2 separate regions of the Mus musculus genome follow, and region 2 is linked to region 1. The links are chromatin loops, found by intact Hi-C in ENCODE. Cell type or tissue: left cerebral cortex. All regions are shown on one strand. Each heading gives the region's core, and the rest is flanking DNA. Links, peaks and the distances in the headings are about the cores only.

Evidence for each region. Hi-C counts contacts between places; a loop is a spot of excess contacts. Peaks named below come from ENCODE experiments on the same cell type or tissue, not always from the same donor. Only the 100,000 strongest peaks of a DNase experiment are listed, where the experiment ranks them.
Region 2: a loop joins it to region 1, with 2.9 times the contacts of the local background. A loop is called at or near these places in 2 of 42 quality-filtered maps.

The regions. Positions count from the first base shown.
Region 1 is chr8:127,701,456-127,709,304 of GRCm38, forward strand. No RefSeq gene overlaps it. Among named protein-coding and RNA genes, the nearest start is that of Gm32532, 15 kb to the left of the region's middle. In left cerebral cortex, for the core only: a CTCF peak has its summit at 5,428; DNase peaks (open chromatin) are centred at 4,478 and 5,151; H3K27ac peaks cover 671 bases.
Region 2 is chr8:128,161,227-128,169,075 of GRCm38, forward strand. No RefSeq gene overlaps it. Among named protein-coding and RNA genes, the nearest start is that of Mir21c, 110 kb to the right of the region's middle. In left cerebral cortex, for the core only: no CTCF peak of the experiment used is centred there; a DNase peak (open chromatin) is centred at 3,916; H3K27ac peaks cover 439 bases.

The DNA of each region.
Region 1 (7,849 bases), core at 3,062-5,561:
CACTGCTGACCTTTGTCCATTCAAAGCTGCAGTTCTTACCTCAGTGGGAATAAGAGACTTTATTCTGGAGCCAAATGTGAGTGAGTACAGGCTGGGCACATGGTTTAAACTGCTCCAATTCCCATGTCCCAATGTGCAACCACTTGATACGGTTTGCATAGTTACAGACTAAAGAAAGTTATAAAGCAAGGCATTTTAAAATGATTTGGTGGGATTGTCTGATACGTGGGTTACTACAAAGCAAGGGAATCTCTGCTTTAGGCCTCAGATGTTGTCTGATGGCCTGTTTAGCTTTGGATTGGTAGAAGCGAGTGGTCTAGTCATACATTCTAGAAGGATTTGCCCAGTAGTCACAAGGAAGTGGGTAATGAATGGGTATTAAGATAGGTCAAGATAGTTTGGCTCCCAGCCTGCAATATTCCACAGACCAGTTCTCCATGACTGAGGAAGTTCTAATTTGGTCAATGGAAAGTTTTAAGGTATGAGATACAAGCATCAATTGAAGTACAACAGCCCCAGTCTGACATGGCACAGAGGCTCCAAGTCCTTTTTGTTGTTGTCTGAGAGACTCACCTGTGTCTTACCCTTACTATGTCTATGAGAGATGTGCCCTTCAGATACTGTCATGCTCTAGACAAGGATGAGATTTGCCCAAGCTTGAGCCTGGACACATATCCAGCAAACAGGCACATCTAAGGCTGACCTAAGACATCCAGCCAAGTCACGGCTACTCATCTCTGTCACTTTGTCTTCAGTTTGACTTCTAGGGTTTTACCTGTGAAAATGTATACTTCTATAGTAGAAGAGTTATACCCAGTTATGAATACTATAGTTCAAACCTACAGCTGGGGTTGCCAGGGAAGGTGTAAGACAGCCAAGGTAACCAGACAAGAGGAAGGGCAAGGCTCTGGGGAAAAAAAAAACAAAGCCATTCTTGGCAGGTTCTTTATTGCTTCTATGAAGCCCCTGAGGAGCATGAACAAGCTACTATTACCCTTTTCCCTAGTAAATTTCTCAGCATTATGGGATATACATCCCTACATCAAACACATCTAATTATAACAGACTGAACTGTGGGTAAGACTGTCTAAGAAAGGCTCCACATGTTCCAGCAAAGGGACCACCCTAGATCACAGTAGGGAAGGGATAAGAAATGGGAGACCCAACCAGGTTCACCCTCCACTCCAGGGATATGCTTTGTTTCTGCTTGCTTGCCCTCTCATGATAAGCCCTGAATGTTCACTGTCTCTGCCTGTGCCCCATGTGAATTCTCCTTCAGGAACATAAGAACCAAGATGATGGCTATCGTGAGGATTAGGAAAATCATTGCTACCTGCTAACAAGGGGCAGTATAAAAGTGGTTAATTATGTCAGAGGCTGGCTCTCTGTAAGGGACCTCACTATGCCTGGAATCCTGTATCCTGTTGCTCCATATCTCTGCCATTTCTAATGTCATTGATCACTTCCAAGTTGGTGCCTACCAGCTGCATAGCAGCTCTCAGGAGGGGTACAGAGGAAGAGCAGGTGTGCCTTGCTTTTTGGGTAGAGCCTGGTAGGTGACTAAGCCATATCTGCCATATCTCAGTACACCGAATGTAGTCACATGGCCACTCATAACAGCAAGGAGTCTGGGCAATGTCTTCTTCATTCTGTAATGGTCAGACTAGCTAAAATCAGACATTCCATGATGAAAAAGGGAATGTTGGGGGGAAATCTGCAATCTCTGTTGCAGTACCTTTGCTATAGGTTGGATATCGAGTATTTCCCAAGGTCCACACATTTGTCTTACACTACAGAGTTGCCCTGTTGAGAAGTTGATGAACTTATAAGCGATAAGGTATGGCAAGAGGCCTCGGGTCATGGGGAATATGCCCTTGCAGTGAGTAAAGACTTCTTTGCTTTCTGATCCTGAGACCATGTTTTATTATGGACTCCCACCATATTGTACAACTTCCAGGCCCAAAGGTCAGGATCAAGGCCTGAAATTCTAAACTGTGATCCAAGATCATCAGCCATTTCCATACATAAGTGAATCATCTCTGGTATTTATCCTGTGAGGGTCCACTAACATGCAATCCTGAATCATGTACTCATATTCACAAGCATCCTTCTTCCTTTACAGACCAAGCCTAGCTCTTTCAAAGGGAAATTTTCTGATGCCCTACTGGGTCATTACACTTAACCCATTGTCTTAGATCTCTGTCATCTCTGTGGGCGGCTCTTCTGCACACTAAATAAGTCATCTTTCCTGTTCCCACCCAAAGTAGCTTCAGTCAGCAGGCTTCTTCCCAGACAAGGGATGCACATACCAGTTCCTGTCAGTAAGAATTACAGATACCTGGGTAAAAAAATGGTTCCAGTCACTTACTCTGGGTACACTGAGGTGTCCTTGGAAATTTCCTGCTCCCTGCTGAGAGGAAACCTGAGGCCCTGGCAAGTTCACAGGGATAGTGAATTTTTTTTTCTTTTGTTTTTCTGAGAGAAGGTTTTACTCCTCCCTCAGGCTAACCTGGAACTTGAGAGCCTCCTGCCTCTGTCTCCCAAGAGTTCAATGAAGACAACCATTCAAATATATTTAATATCTTTACAGAAGTAGACTTTTGCGGCCTCCTTGCTGGGCATGGCTCACAAAGATATATAGTCCAGTGCTCCAGGACCCTTTCAGCCAACTGGATATCTTTACTGCTGAGGGGACAGCTCCATCCAACAGCTTGGAGCAATTCAATGGGTTGACCCAGGCATCCTGGAGGCTAATAAGGAAAGCAAGCCATAAAACTCCAGACAGAAGAAAGGAAGCTAGCTAACAATAAAAAATGCCAGGAAGCTTCCCAGTCCATCTGTAACCCATTAGAATGATGGGAAAGAATTTTCAGGGTACTTTCCTGGTGTTGTGTGGAGCTTCTGTGCTTGTTAGAAGAGCTCATTTGAGAACATGTCCCTGCAATTGGGTAAACAACCTTCCTTTAGGTACACCAGGCTCTAAACGTTTCTTTGGAGGCTCTTGTAGTGTTAGTAGTAAAAATGCATATCAGATCAAGCCACTGCTAATGGGTGTGTGCCCTCGAACCAACTTCCATTAAAGTGATTTACTAAAGGTGGCACTGACAATGAAGCTCTAAGGTGACCTAGTGAAGAAATCCTGTCTCTTGAGAACTCTCTAACCCTTGTCCTACCAAGGGATTAGATATGCTGCATGGTTGAATTCCAATCAATAATATGAGGCAAACGTCTCTTACAAATCTTCCTAGGTAGTAATAACTTGAATTTTGACTAGAAGGTCCCAGAACCCCTGGCCTACGATCAGGGCATTAAGTACAGCAGCTGGGACAGTTTCTATAAAATCCACCCATGCCCTTAAGCTATTTCAGAATTCAGTGAAAGTCATTAACAGATATTGAGTCAAGCTTGGATTTCATAGCTATGAAACTTAAATCATATTGTGCAAAAAATTTAAGATGAGACAAAAATTAAACAATATGGTTCTATTTTAGCAAAGTCCTGAATTATGGGCTCATGGTCAGGAAAGATGCTCTTCAGTGGTCCTGGAAAAATGGTTTGATATTCCTGTTGACAACTGTGTGCCTGCTTAATAAGTGTGGTGAGTGAATAAAAAAAGAAGAAGAAAGAAAAAGAAATTTTGAAATAGCATGACAATTCCTAGGTATGGTGGAGGAGAAGGTTTATTGTAGATTATCAAGGAGAGCATAGTCAGAAGCAAGGGTAGCTGAGAGTCCAGAGTGGACATGACCCTGAGCTGGGCCATGTGAGGATATGGGGAGGGGAGAGGGGGAAAGAGCTGCCAACCGAGAGGCCAGTTACCCAACATGGCTGGATTATAGCCAGGTCTACTCCACTATGTTGAACAGGTGCCTCACCCATTTGCCCCCAGTTTGAGACCTAATATTAAGATTCCCTGTGGGAGAAAAAGGTGTGTGGGGGGTCATATTTTAAAACAAAAAGAAATGTGAATGACACCAAAGCCTGTAACTCTTGAGAAAAAGAAACTTTTCCTGGTGTGAAGATGACCCACTACACCTGGCCCTTTGCTCTCCATTTTTTCAGATCTTAAATTTCTGTTTAGAGGCTATCTTCATAGGTGATAGGAGACCAGTCACCAGCTTGGGAGTATCTAGGGAGATAGCTCAATTGATAAAGTGCTTGCCATTACAGGCATGAGGACTTTAGTTTGTTCCTTAGCACCATGCCAGAACAAACAAACAAACAAACATAAATTTAAGAAAACAAATACAGTGGCACATGCCAATAGTCTCAGTGCTGGGGAGATGGAGACTGAAGGATCCTTGGAATTCTGCAGCCAGCTAGTCTATCTGAATCAGTGAGAGACTGTCTCAAAAAATAAGCTGGAGAATGACTGAAAAGCAAAGCCAGTCTCAACCTCTGGCCTCTCTATGTGCACATGTTGGTATTATATAATACGTGAGTATATTTGTGCAAACTCTGATTTCAGCGCTTGCAGCTTTCCTTAATCCAGTCAGTGTGGTAGATAACATACCTTATACACAACATGGAACATCTGAGTTGCTGATTTCAGGGCTAATCATAGATTTTTTTTTTTAACAAAAAAAATGTTTAAAAAAGGCAGTAGCATTTTCTTCATACAGTAAGTTCACACAATGCATTGAAATCACAACATAGGCACACACTCAAAAACAACACTCTCACACTGAATACAAATAGGTAAGAAAGCACACCATGTTGCATTTACACTGGCCCCTGTCTCCCGTCCCCTTCTGAGCTTCAGCATAGCCCAGTTGCTCAACCACCTCATGTGGGCTGTGGGCATGCCCAGGATGGATACAATGTCCAGACAAGGAAATGTGTGCTGAGCGATTGATCACAGAGATTTCCAACCACATTGCTTAGGTCACCATCCAGACCATTCCTAGAAACTAGAGCTCTGCCTAGATGGAGACTCTGCCACCTTGGGAACCTGGCTGCAGACATCTCTTGTCCTTCCCACACTCTGAGTCAGCAGCTGCTTCTCACAGCATGTGGAGGTTCTGAGGCGTGGGGCTTGTTTTTCCTTTTAGCTTGTCTACCCTCCAGTGTGGCTGGATTGGGAACAGGCTCTCCTCCTGCCACCTGTCAGGGGAATCGCTTTGCCAGAACAGAGGGGCTGCTCTGAGCGCCCACAGGCACCGGCCGTCAGCTGCTTCCAGTTTTTCTCACTTGAGGGGCTTTGAGCCAGACTCACCAAGGCCTGGCACAAGCGCCGAGAAGAGAATGGAAGCATCTGGTAACTAGGCAATCCGCTGCCGGCTCGTTGGAGTGTATCACTCCTTTGGGCTCCTATTCAACTTCTAGTCAGCCTTCCTTGCTCTCAGTTCTAGAGATGCCTGCCTCTCCCCGCGGCCCCGCGGTCCTCCCCCAGTCCATGATCTGCTACTGCAATCCCTTACAGCCTTCACTTTTACAGATTTTTTTTTTTAAACGTTGTATCTGGTGTTTGCTCACGCTGTCTGAGTCTGTGCCCCCTGTACCTTTCTCTTCTTATTGGTAGGCAGAGAAAGGGCAGGATCCACATAGTGAACGTGCTGTGGAGCTTTAGAGAATAGTGGGCTCACCTGAGTCTGAAGCCCAGCTTAGCAGTCACCTGCCCTGGGACATTACCTAAACCTGCAGCAGCCAGAACTTGACCTGGGTGAATAGCGACGTCTCACGTGTGGAGAGGGAGGTGCAAATGACTCTGCATAACCATCAAGGATTCATTGCTCAAAGTTCCCCTGCGTGGACCATACTCAGAAACAGTTTACTCTTGTAAAGAATTCCGTGACTACCAGTTGATGAAACTGGACCTACAGAAGAGGTAGATAGATAGATTTTTAAAAAATGAGATTCCTGGTATATAAGAAGCATATACAAAATCAAATTTCTGCTAATAAATCATAAAAATTTCATTTTATAACGACCCTTTGGTTTACATTTAATTTTTACCATTTAGTAAAGATGAAAGGCCTTTGCGAACCAGTGAGATGGAGTAAGTACTTGCTTACATAAAGAATGAAATCTTTGCTGGATCCTTCACACTGCAAGACTTAGAACATCTAAGGTGTCTTCCGGAGTTGATCTGTAGTTTGATTTTACAGTTATTGATGCTGAGGACACCGCTTCACATAAATATTTAGTAAGACTTGGCAGAAGAGTGTCTAGGTCCAGTTCTGAAGATGTTGGAGATTCTGTCCTAATTCTAAGACAAAATCAATAAATAAAGTTTGTTTTTTGTTTTGTTTTGTTTTTCGAGACAGGGTTTCTCTGTGTAGCTCTGGCTGTCCTGGAACTCACTCTGTAGACCAGGCTGGCCTCGAACTCAGAAATCCGCCTGCCTTTGCCTCCCAAGTGCTGGGGATTAAAGGCGTGTGCCACCACTGCCCAGCTTTTAAAATTAATCTTAAACAGCAACTTTATCTACCTGTTGTCTGCGCCCCAGACTACTCCTGCCCTTGGGGGTTGGAGGTGAAGTAATGCAGAGTCAATGATTCAGACCCCAAGAGCAGGTGAGAAATGCCCGTAGCAAGCTCACCTGAAATGTGCTGCAAGTTCCTTTAATACCCTCCACCCTACCCCCATTGGTCCCAAGAAAGCACCTCTTCTAAACAGCAGTTCCCGATTGGCTGACATGTCTGACCCAGCAATCCTTGGTCTCTCGGGCAGTCCTCAATCAGGTTCTCCTGCAGGAGATGATTTTGTGGCTGCGCAGCCCCTGGCGTTTATGTAGAAACGGCCCCGCCTTTCCTGATGCATCTACCTATTTATTTTGTCAGTTTGCTTTTGTAGCTCCAGCTGGGCTTCAACTTACTGTGAATTCAAGGGTAATCTTGAACTGACTCTTCTGCCTGTACCTCCTGAGTGCAGATACTACAGGCATGCTCCATTATGTTCAGCTTCACAAAGTGCTGGGGATGGAACCCAGAGCTTTGTGAATGGAACCCAGAGCTTTGTGAATGGCAGATCCGTGCTTTACACACTTAGCTACAATTCCTAGCCCTAAACAACAATTTCTAAAGCCAAACATTCTAATTAATATCAACCAAAGTTGCTCTAATTTTGTATCTAATTGCTGAGGAATTATAGGAAAATATTAAAAGCTTTTGGTTTTATAATTATACAATTATATTTCTCTAAGAGGTGAAAACTGTATTTATACATTGAAAATGCTGCAATCTATAACCCATAATAGTCTGAAAATCTGATCGGACTCATTTTGGGGCATTTGCTGCTGTTTCAAGGTAGCATGACAAATATGATGTAGGTTGTGTGTTCTGCAAACAAAACTGCACGGTACTGACGTGGCTTAGGGAAATGCTGGCAGCAACACCTCCGATTAGAGTTTGGATTAATTTTAGTTGTTGTATATTAGGAAATATTTTACTGTGACCACCATGTTCAGGCCTACAGACAAAGAGGCAAAGAAAGAGACACCTAAATGGTAGATGGGTAATAGGTGGGTGACTGAATAAATGCTAAGTGGATGAATACACAGGTAAGTGAAACAACACATGTATGTTTACATGTACAGATGGGTAGACTGGTGGATGGTGGACAGGTAATGAATGGGTAGATAAGATAGACAATAAAGATTACATGGGTCACAATGAAGTGACTCACGCACCATGGACATTAAGAAGTCCCATAGTGTTAGACTTAAGATGCAGTCAATCAAGGGCTCCAAATTCAAGGCTCAAGTATGAGTCTGAAGAATAAAGGCCCAAAATTCCAGCTTAAAGGCCATCAGGTAGAAAAAAGCAATTCCTCCATGGTCAGGTTTTTGTTCTTCTTTCTAGTTAGACCTTCAGTGGATTAGTCAAGGCCCCTCACATTCAGAGGGGCA
Region 2 (7,849 bases), core at 2,443-4,942, 460 kb after region 1:
GTTTACCTCGTACATCAATTATTTAGAATTTGCCTCATTTGTTGTTTCATTCTTTTTCTTAGTAGATACAGATAGGTGATAGTTGGTAGGTAAACAGAAGATAGAATGGTAGATGTTAGGTACGCAGAGAAAGAGAGATGATAGAAAGAAAGAAAGAAAGAAAGAAAGAAAGAAAGAAAGAAAGAAAGAAAGAAAGAAAGAAAGATAGAGATGATAGATGATGATAGATGATAGATAACTAGATAGATGATAGAGATAGATAGATAGATAGATAGATAGATAGATAGATAGATAGATAGATGATAGATAGATAGATAGATGATAGATAGATAGATAGATAGATAGATAGATAGATGATAGATTGATGATAGATAGATAGATAGATAGATAGATAGATAGATAGATAGATAGATAGATAGATAGACGGATAGACGGATAGACAGATAGACAGATAGACAGATAGACAGATAGACAGATAGACAGATAGATAGATAGATAGATAGATAGATAGATAGATAGATAGATAGATAGATAGATAGAGATGATTCACATGTAGATAGATGATTAGCAGATGGATTTTTCCGCCCTCTGTCATTCAAGACTGAGCGAGAGGTATCTTTGCCAGTCATGCTACATTGTTTCCCGAGAGCAGAGTACATTCTTATTCTTAGCCTTAGGACAGTGGTCAAAGGGACAAAGTCTTCATGTCATCCCATTTCCTCCTCCACAGCACATGCTTGGGTTTCCTTGGCTTTATGCCTTTTGTAGCGACCTGATCCACCTCATTTCCATCATACCTCTTTAGTCCTCTGAGTCTGAAACTATCTTTTTGCTCTACTCTGTCTCTCCTGACTTTGACCTTTTGGAGTGTTCTAGTTTGTTTTTCTGTTCAGTTTCTCTGATATTTCTTCCTGCTTAGGTGGTCACGGACTTTGGCAGGATCTCACAAAAGTGACTTTAGGTTTTCCCAAGGAACCCTATCAGGAGTCTTTAGATGTCACCTTGTCCAAATATCAGTGATGTTAGCTTTTTAAAAATTGGTTAAAGGACATCTGCCAGACTTAGCGACCAAAATGCATAGTCTCTTTATGAAGGACAAGCTTCCAGGAACCCCAGACCTCCTGCTCAGTTTAGGCTAATGATTTTTGGCCCTGTCACCCAGGATGTATTGCTCATTTTCTGCCTGGGACCCACACAGCCCTGGCTCTCATGCTGCTGTTCTTGCTATTTTGGTCTGAGAGCCTAACACATGCTAGGTAGCAATGAGAATCTCCCAGCCACTGCCTGCTGGCCACCCAGGCTCTTCTGCATACCTGTGGTACCCAAATGATCCAGTGCTGACCAACTTTGTGGGTGGGAAGAGAGAAATTGGCACTATGGGTTGTACTCATCTTTGCTGGGAAAAGTCCATCCCTTCTCATTCTTGAAACCGTCAGATGCTTTTGTAGGAAAAATTTCAGCTGAAGAGCCATTCAGGGGATTTCAATCCCCTGGGCATTTTCCTGAGCTGGACCTGGGTCATGGCTGTGGTGTGAAGGGAGCAGAGCATGCAGAGTCTCAGAGACAAGGGATCAATATTTCATTTCTATATAGAGAGCCCCACTGTAATGCAGGCCTGACAAACACCAGTGTCTACTAAGAGAAAAGAATAAATGAAAGAACAAAAGAATGAAAACAGGAGAAAGAATATGTGATGAAAAATAAGCCAGACTCAGAAAGATAAATCTCATATCTTCTTCCTCACACATATACTCTTTGTCTCTCTCTGACTGTCTTGCTCTGTGTGTGTGTGTGTGTGTGTGTGTGTGTGTGCATAGTTATGCACACAGATCATCAACCTGATATAAAGGCAGACAGGAAATAGGTTGGCAAAGTGTGTGACATATGTGTGTGAAATTTTCATCATGAAACCCTTGACCTTGTGTGCTATATTGAAAACTGAGAAAAGAGAGGGTAGAAGGGAAGGAAATAGGGATAAGAAGGTGAAGAGCAGAGAGAATGAGGGAAGGGAGAATGCTTACCATGATTTTCTAAGCCCAGTCCTATTAACAAGCCAAAGCTGCAGCCCAGAATTCTACATTATACTGAGGCAAGTGGGTTGAACATTGGTTTATCTTGATGTTTACTTCAGTTCTTAGTGCCCAGTTCTCAACATTCCTCAAGGAAAGGGGAAAGGCAGATGCAGACTGGAGTCAATGCTTGACTCCACTGAACTAGCCCATGTCTGATGGCATGTATGATGGAGAGCTAGGCCATGCCCATCTGAGAGCTGGCTTCTTTTCATTTGACCCTGGAGTTTAGAGGCTACCTGATAGACCAAATCCTTGCACTGATTGACTGGTACATGGTTTCAGTGACTTTTTCTGAAGGCTCCACCTCAGCTCTGTGGCACAAAGCACTAGGTAGATGAAGTCTTAGATTTTGCTGGATGACCTTTTCTGTAGAATCCAGGGATTTCAAAAAGAAAAATAAATGAACCATGACAAGTCCAGGGGAAATGACATAAGTTGACAGAGTCATTGCCCAGGAGTGTAGAGAAGTCTCCAGGTCACACACAAAGTGTCTACTATACAGCCACACTCTCAGCTCCTCCTAAGACATGCTCCATGGCTGACCCCTCTTCTTCCCTTCCCTTTCTCCTTCTCTTTCTTTCTCCTTCTCTTCCCTCTTTCTGTAAAGCTCTTCATCTCTCCCTCTCCTCCTCTTCTCACTCTCCATCACTCCTCCTTTACCCCCACATTCTCTCTCCTTCTCTACCTTTCACCTTCCCACTGCCCTTCCTCTGCCTTCTTTGAGTCTTTGACACAGGATCTCAAGCATCCTTGAACTCACTATGTTGGAAGGATGACTTTGAACTTGTGCTCCTCCTGCTTCTGACTCCCTAGTGCAGGGATTAGGGGTGAACACCTTCATTAGACAAGCACTGTGCCAAATGATCATTATCTCCAGCCCAATTCTGAGAAATATCTCTTGACTTCTACAACCCCCTTCACAGTTCCTGCTTTGAGCTCCATCAACTCATCATTTTTGTTTACTTGCAATGCCCTTCCCAGGATCATCTGTTCAGCTATGTTGCCTTTTGAGCTAGACTGGAAGATTCTAAGAGCTGGAACTACCCCACATACTTAGCTCTTCCCAGTGTGCCTCACAGTAACTCCCTCCAGACTGTAGATACACAACAAACATTGACAGGTAGACTAGGAGATTCTTGTTTCTGTTTTTCCTGAGAGTTTTTCCCAATAGCTTCATAAAGCAGGTTTCTAAACTGGCATGGATAAGGATTTGTCTGCACAGTTCAATTACTACATCTGAGTACCAACCTGCCAAGGCAGTGACACAGACCTCACTTTGTCTCATTGAAGGGTTATGGAGACATTATGCTTTCTGCACTTTGGCTTTTGTGAGCCTGTATAAGGAAAGCACAGAGTTTGTGTGTATGATGAGGGACTCTCCTTTCCCTCTGGGAACATATACCCATGTTGTGTTTGCCTATGGGCTCTCTCCAAGGTGCATTCAACCACAGCTGTAAGGCTCTGATCAGTGACCTATGGTGTCCCCCAAAGAGATGATGGAGCCCAAAAGCAGTGTTTACAGCCCTTCACTCTTTGCTGGAAGCCCTTCAGGCTGTGCTTTACAAATGAGGTTTTAAGCCGCATCACCTGAAGATGGATTTCTGTGCTCAGTCAGATATTAGCAGTACATGGTTTGGGTGGTATGAAATGGGAGTTTAGTGAGTTTAGTCCCCCCTTCACCTTAGGCTAATTATTAAAGAAAGTGTTTGTAGGCCTGCCGACTCTCATAATTCATCCTGACTCACACTTTTCTAGAGTCAGGCTTACAGAGCTCCATCTGCAATGCTGTGATCATTGCCAGAAGAACGTGGTAGGACTGAGTCATACTCCCCCATCTGTGATGGCGTGGGACCCTTGCTAGAGGAATGTGGTAGGACTGAGTCACAACCTCATACTCCTCCATGTGTGACGGCAGGAGCATAGCTGATGAGTGTTGTGGAACCAAGTCATCATTCCACGGTGCAGATGAACTCAGGGAACTTCATTCAGAAACAAGTCTGCCCTTTCCTTCTTCAGTGTGATGGAGTTACATATCCTAAGTCCTCCCATGAGCAAAGCAACCACAATAACCAGGTGTTCTAGTTTGCTTCTCACTGCCACAATACAGATACCATGGTCAACAAACATGGGGAGGGAAGAGTTTTTTTTGGCTTACTCATCTCAATCACAGTCCATTATAAAGAGAAGCTAGGACAGGCACTCTAGCAAGAACTGCAGCAGAGAACATGGAGAAACACTTACTGACTTGTTTCCTAAGGCTTGCTCAAGTTGATTTTTTTATACAACTAAAGACTAACTTCCTAGGGATGGCATGGCCCACCATGAGCTGGGTCCTTGCATATCAATCATTAATCAAGAAAATGTTCCACAGACTTGCCTACAGGCCAATCTTATGGAGCCATTTTCTCAACTGAAGTTCTATCTTCCCAGATGACTCTAGTCTGTGTCAAGTTGACAATGAACCTAACAACCACATCAGGTGACAGACTTTGATACCACTTTCAAAGAACAAACTTCAAAACTCCGGAAAGGAAATAGACAAGATACCAGGTGCCCAGAATCTATCGCCTTCTAAAAAGCACATTAAGAAGAATGGAATCATTTTTCTCCTTAGAGAACACTTACCTTGAAATATAGTCAACTGCCCTGGAATCTTCCATTTCTACTTTCTGCTTTTTCCCCCCTCTCTCTATAGTGTCTGCAAATTTGCATTCCTATGACATATGTGTATATTATGCACTTGAAAATTTTATATAAAGAAAGTGAGAACGGTGGCACGTAAGACTCTAAGAACGTTAAAGATTTAGTGCAACACCTAATTTTAGAGGTAGAGATACTGATCCAAAAGCAGGCCTGAGGCCCGTTTACAGGAAGCAAACAAATGTCCTACAAGAGATGGTAGTCTGGCTCAGCCCCCACCCAGTGCCCTCTTCAGCATGACTGGCATATACGTTAGCTAGACATTACACTGAGGCTTCCACCCACTCTGGCACAATCCCATTAGCGGTTATGAGAGTCCTATTATTAGAAAACAGCTACTGAAAGTATTCTCATCTCAAACTCAGGAAGTGGAAATGAAACCGAGAGTATTTAAGTTTGCTAAATAGAACACTGGAACAGTCCTGACATCCCCATCCTCACCCTCAAAATGATGAGGTTAGCTGGATGATCATTGATGGGAGCATCTCTATCTGAAACACCTATGAAGTCTAAGTCCTGTGAGTATTCCCCATGAGATTTGCTCTTTGTCTCTCCTCAACTGTGACTCTTGAAGGATCTCGAACTTCTATTTTTCCAAATATAAGATGGAGCTAATAATAATTGCCAAGCTGTGGTGACAGTAAACAAGATAATTCACGTTTATTCTTTGAATAAAAAGCAATGTGAAAATGCACCGTGAATCACTTAGGCAGCTTGCAGATAGCCAGGGACTGTGGGATAAAATTAGCCCAAGATGAAGAGGGATGCATTTGTTTGATGGATTCTTTCTCATGGATGCTCAATTCCAAGGTGAATCTTCTGCCTTTCAGAAATTGTGAGCCAGGATGAACTCAGGGCCACTATTAACATTTAACAAAACTGCACATTATTAAAATGGTAATCTGCATTCACTTCAGAGAGGTAAACTCCAGTGCACTCCATGCCTAGGGTTTAATGGCATTCTGCTGCTAGTTTAGATTGCAGATCTAGCAACTTCATCAACTGAAGAGCCGAGGCCCAATTGTAATACTTTTCGCAACATTTAGAAAATGCTTTTCATTTATTACCACCACTTCTTTGCTTTATATCCTCACTAACAAATATATCTATAAAGACGCTTAAAACTGATTCAACATATGCATATGTTGGGATGTGTTTGTAGATGTATGTGTGCATACATGCATGGACCAAAGGCCACCTCAGATGTTATCCCTCAGGCACTGTCTTTCTTTATTGAGAGAGGGTCTTTTGCTGAACTTAGAGCCTCTTCTGCTCTGTTTACCCAGCCCTGGGATTTTAAGTGTGTACCCCCATGCCTAGCTTTTGCACATGAAGATCAAATTCAGATCCCCATGCTTACACAGTCAGCACCTTATCTACTGAGCCATTTTCCCAACCCTTGAATTACTATCATACAGAGACTCAAGTCTCCATCATTGCATATATTGCACAGATCAGTGAGCTACCATTATTGCTATGACTTGAGTAGAACAATCTAAATCTGGCTCAGCTATCCCTACCATCAATTCATTAATCATCTCAAAATTGCAAATTCTTTTTTCTTTTCTCTTTTTTATTAGATATTTTCTTTATTTACATTTCAAATGTTATCCCCTTTCCTGGTCTCCCCTCCCGAAAACCTTCCCCCCCCCTTCCCCTCCCCTGCTCACCAACCCGCCCACTCCCTCTTCCAGGCCCTGGCTTTCCCCTATACTGGAGCATAGTGCCTTCATGGGACCTTTTTGAGAGCTTGTACAACTAACATCAATAAACAATGGCTTGCTTTGGGAAGGAATCTCTACCAGCATACTAGGGTGACTTGGAGGGTGCAGGGAGTACCTTTGAAGAAAAGAGAAGCTGGGCATGGTGGTGCACATCTAATCCCAACACTGGGAGGCTGAGGTAGGAGGCACAGGTTCCAGGCCAAACAGAGCTAGATAGTAAGACCCTATCTCCAAGAAGGAAAAAAAAAAAACCAAAAACCAAAAAACCAAAGAAAGAGATGAGGAAGATGAAAATTGTACCTGAGTTTTGTCTGTTTAGGAGAATCCAGCGTTAAGATAATAGCATTTGAACTTTAATTTGCATGCCAGTCACTCCCTACCCATCCTGAGGAAGTCAGTGTGAGCATTAGTCACTTTCCTTGATGGGTGCACTGATGAAGCATCTGACTGAAACAACTCAAAGAAGGAAGAAGGTAGGGTTTATTCTGGTCCACAGTTGAAAAGTACAGTTGGATGTGGCAGGGAATTCATAGTTGCAGGAGCAAGAAGCAGAATTGTGCTGCATCAGCAGTCAAGAGCGCTCATCTTACTTTCATTATCAAACCTGGGGTCACACAACCAGGGTCCCAAGCCAAGTCCAGCCACCATCCTCAATATGCCAATCATTTGTGGAAAACAGAAAAAGGAGATTTTTTTTTTTCCAAAGAGAGACAAAGAGCTCCTGTGAACCAACTTGCCCAAATTTATCTTCAGGATCCTGAAATGAGACTAAAGTTTAAATAGAGTACCAAGGATGAGTTAATTAATCAGTTCCATTCAAGATGCTGCCCACCAATGACCTATCATTGTCTGGGCTTCAGTATCATCCTGTAAAATGATCAGACAAGTTATTAGAACTGTGTGAAATCTGGTTTCAGGACACACCTCTTTTTCTTGGGCATTTGGGGAGCATGGTAGCAGTGTTTTCCTTCTCCCAGCTTAAGATTCCTGGGGAAATTTCCATTACTTTGGGATCAATAGCCTGATAGTCAGATTGAGAGACATAAATGCCACTTTAAAGTATTTTCCGTCTCCTAGGTGACTCTAGATCCTGTTGAACTGATTATGAAGATTAATCATTGTGGGTAGTGAACATTTAAAGGATAATACATGACTTAAAATACTACTGGAATCTTTGTTTAATTCTGCACTGGAATCTCAAAGGAGGAAACAACACTGAAGCTTTTTTGGAGTGTGTCAGCCTGCTCTGAAGAAGTCTGGCAGCCTGCAGAGTGTTTAAGAGAATAAGAGACGTGGGCCTGGAAGTGCCATGCCGTAGGTATGCTCAACATGTTCAGCATGTGAAATGTTGTC